2 separate regions of the Homo sapiens genome follow, and region 1 is linked to region 2. A link is a loop called in an ENCODE intact Hi-C map of the cell type or tissue named here. Cell type or tissue: PC-3. All regions are shown on one strand. Each heading gives the region's core, and the rest is flanking DNA. Links, peaks and the distances in the headings are about the cores only. Region 1 overlaps PRRC2C (proline rich coiled-coil 2C). Region 2 has its middle 44 kb from the start of PRRC2C.

The links. Peaks named below come from ENCODE experiments on the same cell type or tissue, not always from the same donor. Only the 100,000 strongest peaks of a DNase experiment are listed, where the experiment ranks them.
Region 1: it touches region 2 in a loop (6-fold over the local background); 1 of 110 quality-filtered maps calls a loop at or near these places.

Annotation. Positions count from the first base shown.
Region 1 is chr1:171,508,688-171,517,029 of GRCh38, forward strand. It overlaps PRRC2C (proline rich coiled-coil 2C), which reads left to right. Exons shown (of 35, transcript NM_001387844.1): 2 at 3,345-3,513; 3 at 4,308-4,485; 4 at 5,849-5,958; 5 at 7,047-7,172. The coding sequence starts at 3,402. Among named protein-coding and RNA genes, the nearest start is that of PRRC2C, 27 kb to the left of the region's middle. In PC-3, for the core only: no CTCF peak of the experiment used is centred there; no DNase peak of the experiment used is centred there.
Region 2 is chr1:171,437,351-171,445,692 of GRCh38, forward strand. It overlaps the pseudogene CYCSP53. Among named protein-coding and RNA genes, the nearest start is that of PRRC2C, 44 kb to the right of the region's middle. In PC-3, for the core only: no CTCF peak of the experiment used is centred there; DNase peaks (open chromatin) are centred at 1,291 and 4,091; H3K27ac peaks cover 4,151 bases.

The DNA.
Region 1 (8,342 bases), core at 15-8,014, 71 kb after region 2:
CATTTTATTTTGATTTTTGTTTAGTTGTAACGTTGGACATTTTAATACGCTTGCTTACTAACATTTCTCTAGTGAATTGTCTGTTCAAAGCTTTACTCTTTGGGCTGCTTTGATTTGTTGAGTTCTTATAACATATTTACATTTTGTCAAGTGTTGATTATTTTCTTCACTGACCATCAATTTAATTTTTTTTTTCTTTTTCTTTTTCCTTTTTTTTGAGACAGAGTCTTGCTCTGTCGCCCAGGCTGGAGTGCAGTGGCATGATCTCTGCTCACCGCAAGCTCCGCCTTCCAGGTTGAAGCCATTCTCCTGCCTCAGCCTCCCGAGTAGCTGGGACTACAGGCACCTGCCACCATGCCTGGCTAATTTTTTGTATTTTTAGTAGAGACGGGTTTCACCGTGTTAGCCAGGATGGTCTCGATCTCCTGACCTCACGATCCACCTGCCTCAGCCCCCCAAAGTGCTGGGATTACAGGCCAAAGCCACCGTGCCCGGCCCAATTTGATTTTTTAACCATTATTTTTCTCTTATGCTGGACAGAATGTTTAGTAGGCTTGCTTCTTAAAGTTTTGCCATGAAATAGATGCCTCTGTTCTAGTTAAAAGTGAAACTTCATTCAAAACAAAGAAATGTAAACAGGCAGTGTGGGGATATATTCCTCAGGAGTACTGAGCTGAAGGTAATCAGTTAGTAGTTGAAGCCAAAGGAGCTAATGAGATTTCCTAGACAAGAGTTTAGATAAGAAGGGAAGTGGGGATAGGATGAAGAGCACTAGAGGAAAGATTGACCTTAAATGGAATGAGAAGAAAGATAAACTTTCTGTATTGCAGTGATTCTCAAACTACTTTCAGTTAGAATCACCTGAAGAATTTTTTTTTTTAAAAAAGAGTTGATGCCCAGTTTCCCCCCTGCCCCCAGATTTGTATACAGCAAGAGTTGAGAATCACTGCTTAGAATATATCTGCTTATAATAAGTCGGTAGGTCTTAACATTTTTGTAAGTCTTAGTCAATCTGGAAGACTTGCTATAGAGTGCTGGGCCCCTTCCTCAGAGTTTGATTCAGTAGGTCTGGGTTGGGACCTGAGAATTTTCATTTTTATCCTATTTCTAGAGAAACATGGTTTCTCTAGAATCACATGTCTCAGAAACATTGTTTCTTTTTTTTTTTTTTTTTTTTTTTTTGAGACGGAGTCTTGGTCTGTCACCCAGGCTGTAGTACAGTGGCATGATCTCGGCTCACTGCAACCTCCACCTTCCGGGTTCAAGTGATTCTCCTGCCTCAGCCTCCCGAGTAGCTGGGATTACAGGTGCCTGCCACCATGCCTGGCTAATTTTTGTATTTTTAGTAGAGACGGGGTTTCACCATGTTGGCCAGGCTGGTCTTGAACTCCTGACCTCAGGTGATCGCCTGCCTCAGTCTCCCAAAGTGCTGGGATTACAGGTGTGAGCCATCGTGCCCGGCCAGAAACATGGTTCTGCGAACCGCAGTAGCAGTAGGTGTAGGAAGGAAAGTTTGGATGTTAGATACAGGTTGGTTTGGAGATTTGCTCCTAGGAAGTTTAAGGAGTTCTTTTCTCATGATGTTGCTTTCTCTCTAATATACAGAAAGGGTCTTCACCAAGAGTGCTGCTTGAGTAATAATGGTGTTCAGAAAAGTCCAAGATTTCAGGATTCTTAGTTAAATAACTTAAGCAAGTTGACTGTTTTTCTTGATACATCAGTTCCTTTTTTTTTCACCTGATGAAAAAGCTCTTTGAATTTTAATTTTGTCAGGTAGTGAATATTTACTGTCCTCTTTTGTCACTGTAGATGAATATTCTTTCTATATCTTTGTACATGTTACTGGTAAATTTGCCAATAGGATAGATTTTGGTAGTACATTCTCTTTTCACAACATCATCATCATTAGCGGTCTTGGGGTAAAATTAATTGTATACATTCTTCTACATATAGTAGCAAATTGTATTAGTGTAGTCCTATTGGTTGTAGGTCAGTCTTTTTTCAGGTTGTCGGTTGTCTCAAGGAAAGATGGTTTATTGTAAACGTATACGTGAAAAGCGAAATGGTTATCTACACTGTTATGTGGGAGGAGGCAGCATAGTGTAATGGATTGAACCCGACACCCTAGTTTCAAATTCAATCTGATTTAGTCTTTATGTGTAAAAATCAAGACAGTAACTACATTGTAAAGTTGTTTGACTGAAATGAGATAATAGAGGTGAGAATGCCTGATAAATTTTATGGAACTATACAAACGTTGGGTGGCATTTTACATGCATATAAAATGACATCTCTGCTGATTCTGTAATTGACAAATATAAAACTAACGGATGAAACGAAATTTATAAAAGTAAAGTGGATATAGGCTTTACTTTGATGCTTTTTGCTTGGTATACCTATTCTATACTATCTTTGGCTCCTGTGTTTCAGTTCTCAATGTTTTCAGCTATTGATCGTTTCTATGGTAGAATTAGCCATCTTCTACCCTACTGCTACAATAACCCCTCAAAAACAAAAACAAAAACAACCGTTAGGTTGATATGTATCTACAACTTAATTAAATTGAAGGGAAATAGCATGAGACATAATTTTTCTTTTTTGCCTATCTATTAATAGACTAAGTTAGGGTGCATCACCAAGATGAGGGTACATTAGCTCTAAAGATGAGGATTCTCTTTGTATTTGAATGCTTATGAAAATGTTATTTATTTCTAACAACTTCTCATATGTAAGGGAACTTTATATATGCTTTGAAAAAAATGGATACTATTTTTTGAATATTTAGTCCTCAGTGATGAAATAGGTTATTTTTATATACCTTGTGTTTGTGAGATGTTTTACCTTTTACGAAATGAAGAGAACATAGAACGTTGTTTCTGTTCTAAACTGTTAAAGTTAATAGAGCTTTGTTGGGCACATACTGCCTGATGATGATACAGGGATGTAATATGTAGGGGAATGAAGATGTTGTCCTGTCATTTGGATTCCATGTGCATAGGTTGATGTGTCAGTCATTTCAAGCATATTAAATTGGATAATATATCTTTTTAAAATAGACAGTCTCAGTGGGTTCACTGTGTTTTAACTATTCACGACAGCATGGAATTATAACCCTTATTCTCTATGATAGAGTTAAGCAGTTATAACCATATATAACTGATATGTTTCACAAGTGCATGATAGCTTATTGTGATCAATTTTGTTGTGTATTGGTTATTGGAATTTGACAGTTAAAAAGTTCTATGAAATTATCATTGATATGGGAAGTTTTTTCAGAATTTCTGTGAACATTTGAATTTACTGAGTTTTTCATCCTTATTTTTCTTTCTTATGTACATCTTAAGGACTGGGGTTTTAAGGGGTGTGGCAGGAGGTTTTGGACTCGATGAGTTTCCACCGAAATGTCGGAGAAGTCAGGCCAGAGCACAAAAGCAAAGGATGGGAAAAAGTATGCAACACTCAGTTTATTTAATACTTACAAGGGGAAATCATTAGAAACACAGAAAACCACAGGTGAGTAAAATCAAGTGACACTTATGTTTTTCATGGTTTGTTTTGTTACTATAAGTGATACACCTGCTGCTATGAGAAGCTAGGATGTACCCAAGTTAATACAATGCTATTTACATTTGCGTTTTTATGCATGCACACATTTTTCAGAGGATATGTGATAAACATCTTATAATTGAAAATTTATACTTTCATAGAGCCCTTTAAAAATATTTTTGTTTTTCTCTGTTGTCAGCAGAAAAAAGGTAGAACTGTGTGGCTCTAAAGGGGAAACTCAGTCAATGAGATTGATAGGCACAGACCTATATATTAGTGGGAATTTAGTATCTTTTTAATTATAGACTAGAGAAAGTCTTATGTTTCGTGTGTGGGGGTGTGTGTGTGTGTGTGTTAGATACTGTGACCTAGTGAATATAGTGAAAACTGAAAATCATGCATGGCATATTAACAGTATTCTTTATGAACATACAGTCAATACATTTATTCTCTAACATTCTAAGTTTTGAGTTTGAAATAGATTCTCTGAAAAAATATCAGTATTATCAATGTTTTCTGTAGTGTGTTGAATTGCATTGTTAAATTTTTTAAGGAATCTGTTAAATGCTGTTAAATGGCTTGATTTCTACACTGAAATGTGTTGCAGGTGTGTAGCTTAGTTTTAAAATTATTATTTTAAAATACATGAATGAAAATCATTCAGGGATTGCATTAATTCCTATTGTTTTTCTATATTGTTTGAGGAATAAAATGGGTAATAAAATAGATGTTCTAAGAAAGTTGATGTTATTGATCTTTAGTTGCAGCTCGACATGGATTACAGAGTCTTGGAAAAGTCGGTATTTCACGGCGTATGCCTCCACCTGCTAACCTCCCAAGTCTTAAAGCAGAAAACAAAGGCAATGATCCTAATGTAAACATTGTACCTAAAGATGGCACAGGGTGGGCATCAAAACAAGAGCAACATGAAGAAGAAAAGTGAGTCAAAGTCTGTTAAAGAATGAAGCCCTTCCCCTTTCTTTGTAGGGAACTTATGTTTGAGTACCTGCTATTTGCTAAGTGTTATGCTGTCTGTATTACATATTACATATTTTATACTCTTTAAAGTCTTTTGACTATAGTAACTTTTGGTTAATTTTCCCTATTAAAAGTATTTCAATTTGTCAGGGTAGAACAGATGACAGAATTGGGAATCACAACCTTGCTTATGTCATAGCCTTTATTAGGCTCCCCGCTTTCATACTACCACCAACTCAGGTATTCCCTTTCCAATATGATTAAGAGTTGACTCCGATACCTAAATTCCATGATACTAAGGATGTCTGTCTGCCAATTTACTGTGTATCTCCAGCATTGAAACTGCCTGATGTTTCATAGGTGCTCAAGTAATAATTTGTATATACTGTAGCAAGAAAGTTAGGATAGAATTAATAGTGTCCATCTTAGTCATCCTTCTTTCAACAACTATTTAGACTTCTGTATGTCAAGGATTTTGCCAGACTCTTAGCTAATTGAATGACCAAGCCTAAATAGTGGTAATTTAAAAAAAATAAGACAAGCCATTGGATACTTGATGTTTTCTTGCCTATCTCTTATCAAAATTCTATACTCCTGCCTGGGGAGATTTATATAGTAAATTTGACTACTTCTGTAGTAATGTATCAAATACGTAAATGCTTGTTAGCTGTAGTAAAATTATTTTATAGTAATGAGTCAGTTATAGGTATGAGTGTCCCAGAAACACATTGCATTTTGTGAGCCTCTTAACTACTTTCTTATTTTTAAGCATTACCTCATTACAAGAATTGAATAAAACTGTACACCCTTTCAAAACACCTTTTACTCATGTGAATGCATTAGGCAGGTTGCTGTTACCTCTTTGAATAACAGTAGTAAGTACAGTGGTGATCCTGTTGACTGCCAGGTGGGGAGTTTGCTTAGCTTTAGCCCTCAACTAATTTCACCAGTCCAGACTGTATGTATGTTTATACTGCTATTTTTAATTATAAGTGTTCACTTCTTCAAAACAGATATTTGGTAACTGTGTTTAATTAAAAGTGTGTGTGTATGTGTGTGTGTGTGTGTGTGTGTGTGTGTTTTAAACAAAATGGAAAACAAGCAAAACTCATCTCATTGGGTTATTCAAAGGTAGAGATGAAAGACGATAAAAATAGCCATAATTCATTTAAAGGAATGTTGCAGAGAGAAAACATTTATTGGAGATTTACCAATGAATAAACATATAGCCAAAATAATTTGTACACAGGTTTACCTTAAATATAATATTGATTTTATTTAAACATACAGTATCTGAAATAATGGATTCATATTTTTTTTTAAGAACACCAGAAGTGCCACCAGCACAGCCAAAACCTGGGGTTGCAGCTCCCCCAGAAGTAGCACCTGCTCCCAAATCATGGGCCAGTAACAAGCAAGGTGGGCAAGGAGATGGTAAGTGGACATTAGTTGGGGAAGCTGCCTAGGCTTGATAGTTACTGAACAGCCATGCAGGAGATAAGGGGTGAACTGTGTTTTGGTAGAGCCATAAAGCATTGTTAAAGGATATACTCAAGGCTCTTAAAAAGGTTTTTTAAAAAATCTCTTGGGCTAGCTAAGTTCCAATGTCAAGAGCCATGTATGAGTCAATGATATTGGTTAAGGAAAGGAGTCTTTAAGATACCCTGTGCCCCACATCATTTTATCTTTACCTCTGCATATCCAAGCAAAGCTTGTACCTTCAAAGTATCCAGCCATCGCATAGATTGTTAGAAACCATACTCATTTTTCATCTATGTCCCCAACATCTCCTGTTTCAGACATGCTGCCACGATTCCTGAGAGGAGAAGAGCTAGAAAGTAGCCATAAAGCACCACTGCTGTAATATTCCCCTTTCCCCCAAGGAATGATGGAATCCCCAGCAGAATTTAGTTTTCCCACTTTCGAAACAGGAACTGTCTATAAAACATTCTATGGAAGAACCAATCTGGGCCCTCAAGCTAACAAAACTAGCTGTTTTAATTTATAGAAGTACAAAAAATAGGTAGATAGGAAGTTGGGTGAATAGTGAGGTGTAATAATCTTAGCTGTAAATTAAATCAAAGTAAAGTAAATGAAGCAATAAATTAAATAAAGGCATTTTAGCCTCATCTTGATCTTGGGGTCTTTATTCATCAAACACTATTTCAGTAATATGATTTGAACGAATTCTGAGAATTCTTAGCAGAGGAATTTGATGTGTATTGAAAATGTAAGGAGTCATAATGAAAGAGAAACAAGCTCTTCACTTGCATGGTCATCTTAAATGAGTCCTCTGGAATGGTACTGGTAGATTACTGTCTTAGACTTTCATCTCCTCATGGCTGATCATTAGCTTTTCAAAGGAGTCTAGGTGAATTTTAAAGTGATATGGCTATGAACAGTCATCACTGAAATGTGGAATAATTTAAGAGAAAGAGGCAGAGAGCTCTATCCTGGGAGGGTGGTTTGTATTATCTTCAGTATAAAAGTTACCTTTAATGTTTTTTTAAAAAAATCTATAGGAATCCAAGTGAATAGTCAGTTTCAGCAAGAATTTCCCAGCCTGCAGGCAGCTGGGGATCAGGAAAAAAAAGAAAAGGAAACAAATGATGACAACTATGGACCTGGACCCAGTTTACGTCCACCAAGTAAGAGTACTTTCTCTTTAATACAAAATGAGATCATATTTGTGTATTATCTTGCAATACAACCTCCTGCTTGCTGTTGCATATATTATTTGCCTACTTCGAAAAGGCAGACTTTGTACTATAGTCACTTGCTACTCAGGTATGATTTTTGCACCGACAGTATCACTGTAACTTGAGAACATGTTAGAAATGTGTCATCTTGGGCCTCGCATCCAACTTACTAAATCAAAATCTACATTTTAACAAGATGTCCAGGTGACTTTCATGTATACCAATATTTGGATTTTTTTATACTAGTTTTTGAGCAGGCTTCCCTAATGTGTAACTATTTACTTACTACTGTATTAATATTCGGTGATTCCTCACTTTCTGAGCTCAAACTGAGGAAACAAATAATTTTGGATAATGAGGGATAGTTTATGTACATTACAAAGCAAAAACTAAAAATAAAAGTGTAAAATGTTCGAGGGATTTTTAAATGTCTTCTTAATTGTGATAGCTTCATACTGTCATTACCAAGTATCTTAAAGGACCTTGTTTACATGGGGAGGTTCGTCTATGACAGAAGTGTTTACAAATTCCATATTTCTAAAAACCTGATGTATTTCACATTTTTTAGCTCTTGTCAGATGTAAATAAATCTAAATCTTATTTTTCAAGCGTCATAATGTGGTTGGTGCATTTGTATTAGAAATAGATGTGCTGACTCCTCTATTTTGTTCAGTTGAATTTTCACCAGTTGTCTATTGCTGCATAACAAATTTAGCAATGTAAAACAACAAACTGAACTATACTTATGATATCCCACTGTATCTGAAGGTCAGGAATCCAGGGTCAGCTTAGTTTGAGGTTCTGGCCAAGGGACTCTCTCTCAAAGCCGCGATGAAGCTGTCTGAAGCTGACTTGACTGGGGCTGTACTTCCAAACTGACTGGTGTAGCTCTTGGCTCTTTAGTTTCATGGTCTCTTAGTGGGGCTGCTTATGACATGGCTTCTGCAGAATAAATGATGAGAGACAGACACCCTCCACCCAAGACAGAAGCCCACAGTCTTTAATAACTTAATCTGGAGAGGGACATGCTATCACTTCTGCCATATTCTACAGGTTACACAGACCAACCCTGCTATATTGTGAGAAGGGACTACACTTAGTGTAAATACCAGAAGATAA
Region 2 (8,342 bases), core at 108-8,107:
TCGTGCTTCTGGTAAAGCCTCAAGGAGCTCTTACTTATGGTGGGAGGCAAAGCTGGAGCAGGCATGTCACATGGTGAGAGTGGCAGCAAGAGAGTGAATGAGGAGGCATCATACTTTTTTATTTTATTTATTTATTTACTTGGAGACAGGGTCTCCATCTGTCACCGAGGCTGGAATACAGTGGTGCCATCAAGGGCTCACTGCAGCCTCAACTTCCTGTGCTCAAGCAATCCTTCTACCTCTCTGAGTAGCTGGAACTACAGGCTTGAGCCACCACATCTAGCAAATGTTTTTGATTTTTTTGTAGAGATGGGGTCTCACCATATTGCCCCAGGTTAGTCTCAAACTTTTAGGCTCAAACAATTCTTCCACCTCAGCCTCCCAAAATGCTAGGATTATAGGCATGAGCCATTGTGCCCAGCCTGTCACACTCTTTTAAACAACCACACTTTTTTTTTTCTTTTTTGAGACGAGATGGAGTCCTGCTCTGTCACCCAGGCTGGAGTGATCCCAGGCACTATCACCAGGCACAATCTCGATCTCAGTTGACTGCAACCTCCATCTCCCAGGTTTAAGCAATTCTCCTACCTCATCCTCCTGAGTAGCTGGGATTACAGGCACATGCCACCATGCCCAGCTAATTTTTGTATTTTTAGTAGAGACAGGGTTTCACCATGTGGCCAGGCTGGTCTTGAACTCCTGACCTCAGGTGATCCGCCCGCCTCAGCCTCCCAAAATGCTGGGATTACAGGCGTGAGCTACCGTGCCCAGCCTAAACAATCACATTTCAAGTGAACTGAGTAAGAGCTAACGTATCACCAAAAGGATGGTGCTAAACCATTCATGAAAGATCCTCCATTTCCCAGTCACCTCCCACCAGGCCCCACCTCCAACATGGGGATTATATTTCAACATGAGATTTGGAGGGGACAAATATCTAAACTGTATTAGTAGGCCTTACTATCTCTGTCACAACTATTCAACTCTGCTGTTACAACATGAAAACAATCGACAATATATAATAAATGTGTGGCTGTGTTCCAATAAAACTTTATGGACAATGAAATTTTAATTTCATATTTCACATGAACAAAATATTGTTTTCAAAGATGTAAAATGTAAAATCCATTCTTAGTTCAGGAGTGATACAAAAACAGGCAGTCAGCCATATTTTGCCTTCCTTGACTTAGCCTATAACAGATTCTCAGAGTGAGGTCTCAACAGCATCAGCATCATGTGGGAATGTGTTAGAAAGGCAAATTTTCCTGCCCCACCCCGGATCTAGTGAATCAGAAACTCCGGGCATGCAGCCCAGCTGACTAAGGCCTAATAAGCTCTCTAGGTGATTCTGATACATACTCAAGTTTGAGAACTACTGTCCTCTAAACAAGTTCAAGTCTCTCCTTCAAAAAAAAGGCCTCTGACTTTGCACCTCAAACTTTTTCTCATTTCATCCAAAATTCCAGAATGATTAGTCAATTCTTGCTGGCTCCATTTTCTCAGCATAACTTACCATGAGTTTATAAAATGAGAGTAAGAATACCACCAAGTGGTTGTCAGAACTACATAAGATGATTATAGGTGGGAATTCCACATAGGAAATTCTTCATGTAGTCAAGAAAGGTGGAAAGGATTTTAACTGCATATCCCAGGGAGGAGAAATATAGAAGGAACAGTGCCTGCCTCCCCATAATCCCCTCACCCACTCCTCATCATAGAAGAAGAGTGAGCTGATGGGGGAGCCTGGGAAAAGGAATGAAACCTGTTCTGCTTACAGGGGCAGCTGGAACTTACTCAGCCTCTCTGTGCAAAGTAGAAAGAGGCACCTCCTCAGGAGAACACAGTCCTATAGAGCAAAGCTTGGTGATTGGAAGGTAACCCGTGGAAATAAGAATAAGATATAATTTACTCAAGTGGACAGAGCCCTCAGGGACACTATCGGGTCCTGTTTGCTCGTCTCCTGCTAGGTTGCCTCTTTTGGTTTCTGAATTTTTGTGGTCCATTAATTTCCTAAAGTCTCTGTAAATCACCCCTTAGCCTCAATGAAACCAGCAAGTCTCTTTGATAGGAACTTTTAAACAGGTACAGTGGTCTATAGCCAGCAGGGTCCTGTACTTGCCCAAGATTGCCAGGACAATTTTCCCCAATATTCAGTTTTTCCATCTACTAACCAATATAGCAATGGTAAAAGTATTGTGTGGAGTGTGTTGTTCAAAAATATAGGTGCTTGAATTTCTATTTTTCCTGTTCACTAAGATCATAATTGCAGTATTTAATGCAGACAGCAATCATGCCATCATCTTTGCTTTTGGAAAAAAACGACAAACAAAAACAAAGCAGCAGGAAGAATGTGCCAAGTTAGAGCTACATTTGAAGTGCTCATGGAATGTTAGAGGAAATAGGAGAATCAGAGAAGTTCTCACAAAACTGTATGAAATATAAGCTTTTTTTTTTTTTTTCCAGAGCTGGGTTCTCACTATATTGCCCAGGCTGGCCTTGAATTGCTGAGCTCAAGAGATTTTTCTGCCTTAGCCTACTGGGTATCTGATCTGGGACGACAGGTGTGCACCACCATACTCAGCTAATAAGTAGCATTTTTATGGGTGGATAAGAAGAGAAAGGAATTCCAAGTGAGGAAACAGCATGAGAAAAGTAGGGGGGGAATAATCTGGGGTAGCTGGAGCACAGAAATGTTGAGAGTTGGCATGGTTGAACTTGACAGCCAAATCCTGAATCTTTATATGTCACAGAGTTATCCCTTGGTATCCATGGGGGATTGGTTTCTGGACCTCATTTTATATGAGGGACTTGAACATCCATACCAAAATCCATGGATGTTGGTATTAGTCAGTTTTCATGCTACTGATAAAGACAAACCCAAGACTGGGTAGAAAAAGAGGTTTAATTGAACTTACAGTTCAACATGGCTAGGGAGGCCTCAGAATCATGGTGGGAGGCGAAAGGCACTTCTTACATGGTGGCAGCAAGAGAAAAATGAGGAAGATGCAAAACCATGATAAAATCACCAGCTCTCGTGAGACTTATTCACTACCATGAGAACAGTATGGAATGAGGAAGATGCAAAAACCATGATAAAACCATTAGATTTCATAAGACTTATTCACTACCATGAGAACAGTATGGGGGAAACCGTCCCCATGATTCAAATTATCTCCCACCAGGTCCCTCCCACAACACATGGGAATTATGGGAATACAATTCAAGATGAGATTTTGGTGGGGATGCAGAGCCAAACCGTATCAGTGTTCAAGTCCTTCCTATAAAATGGTATAGTAGGCCAGGCACGGTGGCTCACGCCCGTAATCCTAGCACTTTGAGAGGATGAGGCAGGTGGATCACCTGAGGTCAGGAGTTCCAGACCAGCCTGACCAATACAATGAAACCACCGTCTCTACTAAAAATACAAAATTTAGCCGGGCGTGATGTCATTCACCTGTAATCTCAGCTACTCAGGAGGCTGAGACAGGAGAATTGCTTGAACGCAGGAGGTGGAGGCTGCAGTGAGCTGAGATCGCACCATTGCACTCCAGCCTGGGCAACAAGAGCAAAACTCTGTCTCAAAATAAAATAAAATAAAATAAAATGGTATAGTATTTGCATATCCTCCTATATACTTTAAATCATCTCGTGGTTACTTATAGTACCCAGTGCAATGTAAATAGTATGTAAATAGTTGTTACACTACATTGTCTGGGAAATAGCAGCAAGAAAAAAGTCTATACATGCTCAGTACAGACACAACCATTTTTTTCCTCTTTTTTCTTTTTTAAAAAAATATTTTTGTCTCATGGTTGGTTGAATCCACAGATCTGGAATCCATAGAAACAGAGGACCAACTGTACTAAGCCCCGTTAGGACAGAGAAAATTTAAGTGATTCCTTTATCTTTAATGGATTTAGTAGAGTACTTGGAACATAGCAGCAGATTATTAAATATTTGTAACAAGAAAAAAATGAATGTGTGAAATTTCATTTACTTATACTTAGTTGAGTCAGGTGGCCTAACAAACTGTAAGGAGTCCTAGCAGATGGAGGAGGCAGGAAGTCAAGCTAGAAAATTTACATGTGAGTTATTATTTATTGCTTGATGAGCTCATCAGATGAGTCAGAAATCGTTTTCCCAATATTCCTGTAATAGACTCAGATGACAAATACAAAACTTAATTTGCTTCCAACAACTTCTTTAAAGGAAAAAAATTATGGCCAGTCACCGTAGTTCACGCCTGTAGTTCCAGCACTTTGGGAGGCCAAGGCAGTCAGATCATGAGGTCAGGAGTTTGAGACCAGCCTGGCCAACATGGTGAAACCCCATCTTTACTAAAAATACAAAAATTAGCCAGACATGGTGGCGCTTGCCTGTAATCCCAGCTACTCAAGAGGCTTAGGCAGGAGAATCGCCTGAACCCAGTAGGCAGAGGTTGCAGTGGGAGCCAAGATTGCACCACTGCTCTCCAGCCTGGGCAACAGAGTGAGATTCTGTCTCCAAAAAAAAAAAAAAAATTGTAAAAATAAATCATGTTTATTTCAGAAAACTTGGGACATATCCTACAAATTATAATAAAGTAATAAAGACTGTTTAAATCCCTGTAATCTCATCAAGTAATGTAACAGTATAACAATATTTTCTCATGTCATTAAACATTCTTTGAAAGTGTGATTTAAATGTGATTTTCCGCAAATGCATGCATCAATCTGTTTTCTATTTATTTAACCATTCCTCTATTAGTAGACATGTAGACAATTTCCAAATATTCATTACACCTTTGTAAATGTATCTTTATTATTATTATTACTATTTTTTTTCTGAGACAGAGTCTTGCTCTGTCACCCAGCCTGGAATGCTGCAACCTCTGCCTCCCAGGTTCAAGTGATTCTCCTGCCTCAGCCTCCTGAGTAGCTGGACTATAGGCATCTGCCACCACACCTGGCTAATTTTTTGTGTTTTTACTAGAGACGGGGTTTCACCGTGTTAGGCAGGATGGTCTTGATCTCCTGACCTCGCAATCCACCCGCCTCGCCCTCTCAAAGTGCTGGGATTACAGGCGTGAGCCACTGCGCTCCGTCATAAATGTGTCTTTAAATATAACTCTAATAATTTTCACAGTGAAGAGCCTTAAAAATACCCTTAAAACCCTATTAAAGACAAAAGGCTGCGCACGGTGGCTCATGCCTGTAATCCCAGCACTTTGGAAGGCCGAGGCAGGCGAATCACTTGAGGCCAGGAGTTTGAGACCAGCCTGTCCAACATGAAACCCCGTCTCTACTAAAAATACAAAAAGTAGCTGGGTGTGGTGGCACGTGACTGTAATCCCAGTTACATGGGAGAGGCAGGAGAATCACTTGAACCCGGGAGGTAGAGGTTGAGTGAGCCAAGATGGCGCCACTGCACTCCAGCCTGGATGGCAGAGTGAGACCCTGTCTCAAAAATAAAAATTAAAATTAAAAAAAAAATCTCTTAAAGACAAAAGAAGTTGAAAAAGATGGCTATACTATATGTATAAAATAGTTTAACAGGCTGGGCACAGTGGCTCACACCTGTAATTCCAGCACTTTGGGAGGCTGAGATGGGAGGATTGCTTGAGGCCGGGAGTTCGAGAGCAGCCTGGTCAACATAGCAAGACCCCCCCATTTCTGTTTTAACATAATAATTTAAAAAGAAAAGAAAGGAGAAATAAAATAGCTCAACAGTAGAAATCTGTAGGCTCTTCTAAAAATAACAATGTATAACACATTTTCAATCAAAATTCCACCTGAACTTCTTTTTTTTTTTTGAGACAGTGTCTTGCTCTGTTGCCAGGCTGGAGTGCAGTGGCATGATCTCGGCTCACTATAACCTCTGCCTCCTTGGTTCAAGCAATTCCCCTGCCTCAGCCTCCTGAGTAGCTGGGATCAGAGGTGTGCACCACCACACTCGGCTAATTTTTTTTTTTTGTATTTTAGTAAAGATGGTGTTTCACCATGTTGGCCAGGGTGGTCTCGATCTCCTGACCTTGTGATTGGCCTCCCAAAGGCCTGGGATTACAGGTGCGAGCCACCATGCCCGGCCTGAATTTCTTATAAGTGATAAATATTCTTTATTTGGTGTTACACATAAATTACACTAAAATGCCTTTCAGCAATTGAAAAGTAGAATTTTAGGTAGGGCACAGTGGCTCACTCCTGTAATTTCAGCCCTTTGGGAGGCCAAGGTAATAGGATTGCTTGAGCCTAGGAGTTTCATACCAGCCTGGGCAACAAAGTGAGGCCCAGTCTCTACATAAAATTTTTTAAAAACCAACCTGGCATGATGGTGCCTGCCTCTAGTCTCAGCAACTCGGGGGCTGAGGTGGGAGGATGGCTTGAGCCTGGGAGGTTGAGCCTGCAGTGAGCTGTTTATCATACCACTGCACTCCAGTCTGGGCGACAAAGCGAGACCCTGTCTCAAAAAAATAAAAAAGAAGAACAAAGAAAGAAAATAAAAATAGCATTTTGGATACCAGGAATTCTAATTAGATTGACATAATTAAGACCAAAAATATAAAGCAGACATTGCTACCTTATCTTCAGCCCTTGCCCTTAACAGGCTAATGATCACAAGTTAAAACACAGGTAATTCTTGCTTGGTTCTGAGATAGTGAAGGGATTTCCCCAGTATTTAAATATATTCATATATTCATTTATATAACTATATAAATCAAAACATAAAATCAATTTCCAATAGGCTTTGTGATGGCATTCTCCATCTTTGTGAAAAGTTGAACATTACTAATCAAGTCCAAACTTATCTTTAGAAGAGGAAACAGTGAGAACATTTACTGAATTGGAATTACTATCAAAATTCAAGAAACTAATTGTATTCATTTAACCATAAGCCAGACTTAGTTAAATCAGGACTGTCTAACAAAAATATTCTGTCAGTCATTAATGATCTGAATTCTGGTGTATGAGATCAATTAAATTATGACACACATTTAAAAAGTCATGAGGCTGGTCACAGTGGCTCATACCTATAATCTCAGCACTTTGGGAGGCCAAAGTGAGAGGACTGCTTGAGGCCTGGAGTTCGAGACCAGCCTGCACAACACTGCAAACTCTCGTCTCTACAAAAAATTAAAAATTAAAGATCAGCCAAGTGTGTTGGCATACGCCTGTAGTCCCAGCTACTCAGGAGGCTTGAGGTGTGAAGATTGCTTGAGCCCAGGAATTTGAGGCTGCAGTGAGCCATGGTTGTGCCACTGCACTCCAGCCTAGACAACAGAACAAGACCCTATCTCTTAAAAGAAAGAAAAAAGTTATGAGACATTTCTGCTTTGTAATAAGGCAGTAGCCAATTATTACTTATTAGGGCTTTTTGAGATAAGCTATCAGGTCTGTCCTTTCTGTCTCCTTCTTAATGCCTGTGAAGATCATTTTTGTTTAAGGTATATTTCTTGAGAATCTCCGAATAGTTCATCAGTGTCTCCTCCCCCCAGATGATGCCTTTGTTCTTACTAATGTCTGTGAGAGAGAATCCAGTGAACTCATCTGTTTTCCAAAGAGGCCATGAAGATTGGGTCCATGTGGCACTGAGCACACTCTGAACAAAAGTCTTCTGCCTTTCTCAACATCACCCATATTTAATCTCTCATCAACGACACTATGAACGTTCCCACTCGGAAGCGGGACAGCCCACTCTCCAGGACTCCAGCTGGATTTTGAGGGGAATGTGACAAATTGATTCTGAAATGAACAAAGAATAGCTAAGACGCAAATAACTAAACTAATTTTGAGAAAGAAGAGCAAAGATAGAGGACTTTTTCTACCAAATATTAAGATAAATCAATCACATTCACAGAAATAAAAACAATTTAATACTGCCACAAGAACAGATAGGCCAGGGGCCGTGGTTCATGCCTGTAATCCCAGCACTATCAGACGGAGGCCGAGGCAGGTGGATCACCTGAGGTCAGGAGTTCGACACCAGCCTGGCCAACATGGTGAAACCCCATCTCTACTAAAAATACAAAAATTAGCCACGTGTGGTGACTCCAGCCTGGGCAACTCCAGCCTGCACTCCAGCCTGGATGACAAGAGCAAAACTCCATCTGAAGAAAAAAAAAAAAAGAACAAATAGATCAATAGATCAGTAGAACAAAATAAGGAGCCCCGAAACAAACCCATGTGCATATTGAAACTTCATATATCATAGAAATGGCATCTTTAATCAATGAAGAAAGAAGGATAGATTTTTTTTTTTTTTTTAGTGAATGACGTTGGGGGAGCTAGTACATGGAGAAAAACCCAGTTGTATTCCTGCCTCATACCATATACAAATGTTAACTGTAATGGATTACTTCCATCTGA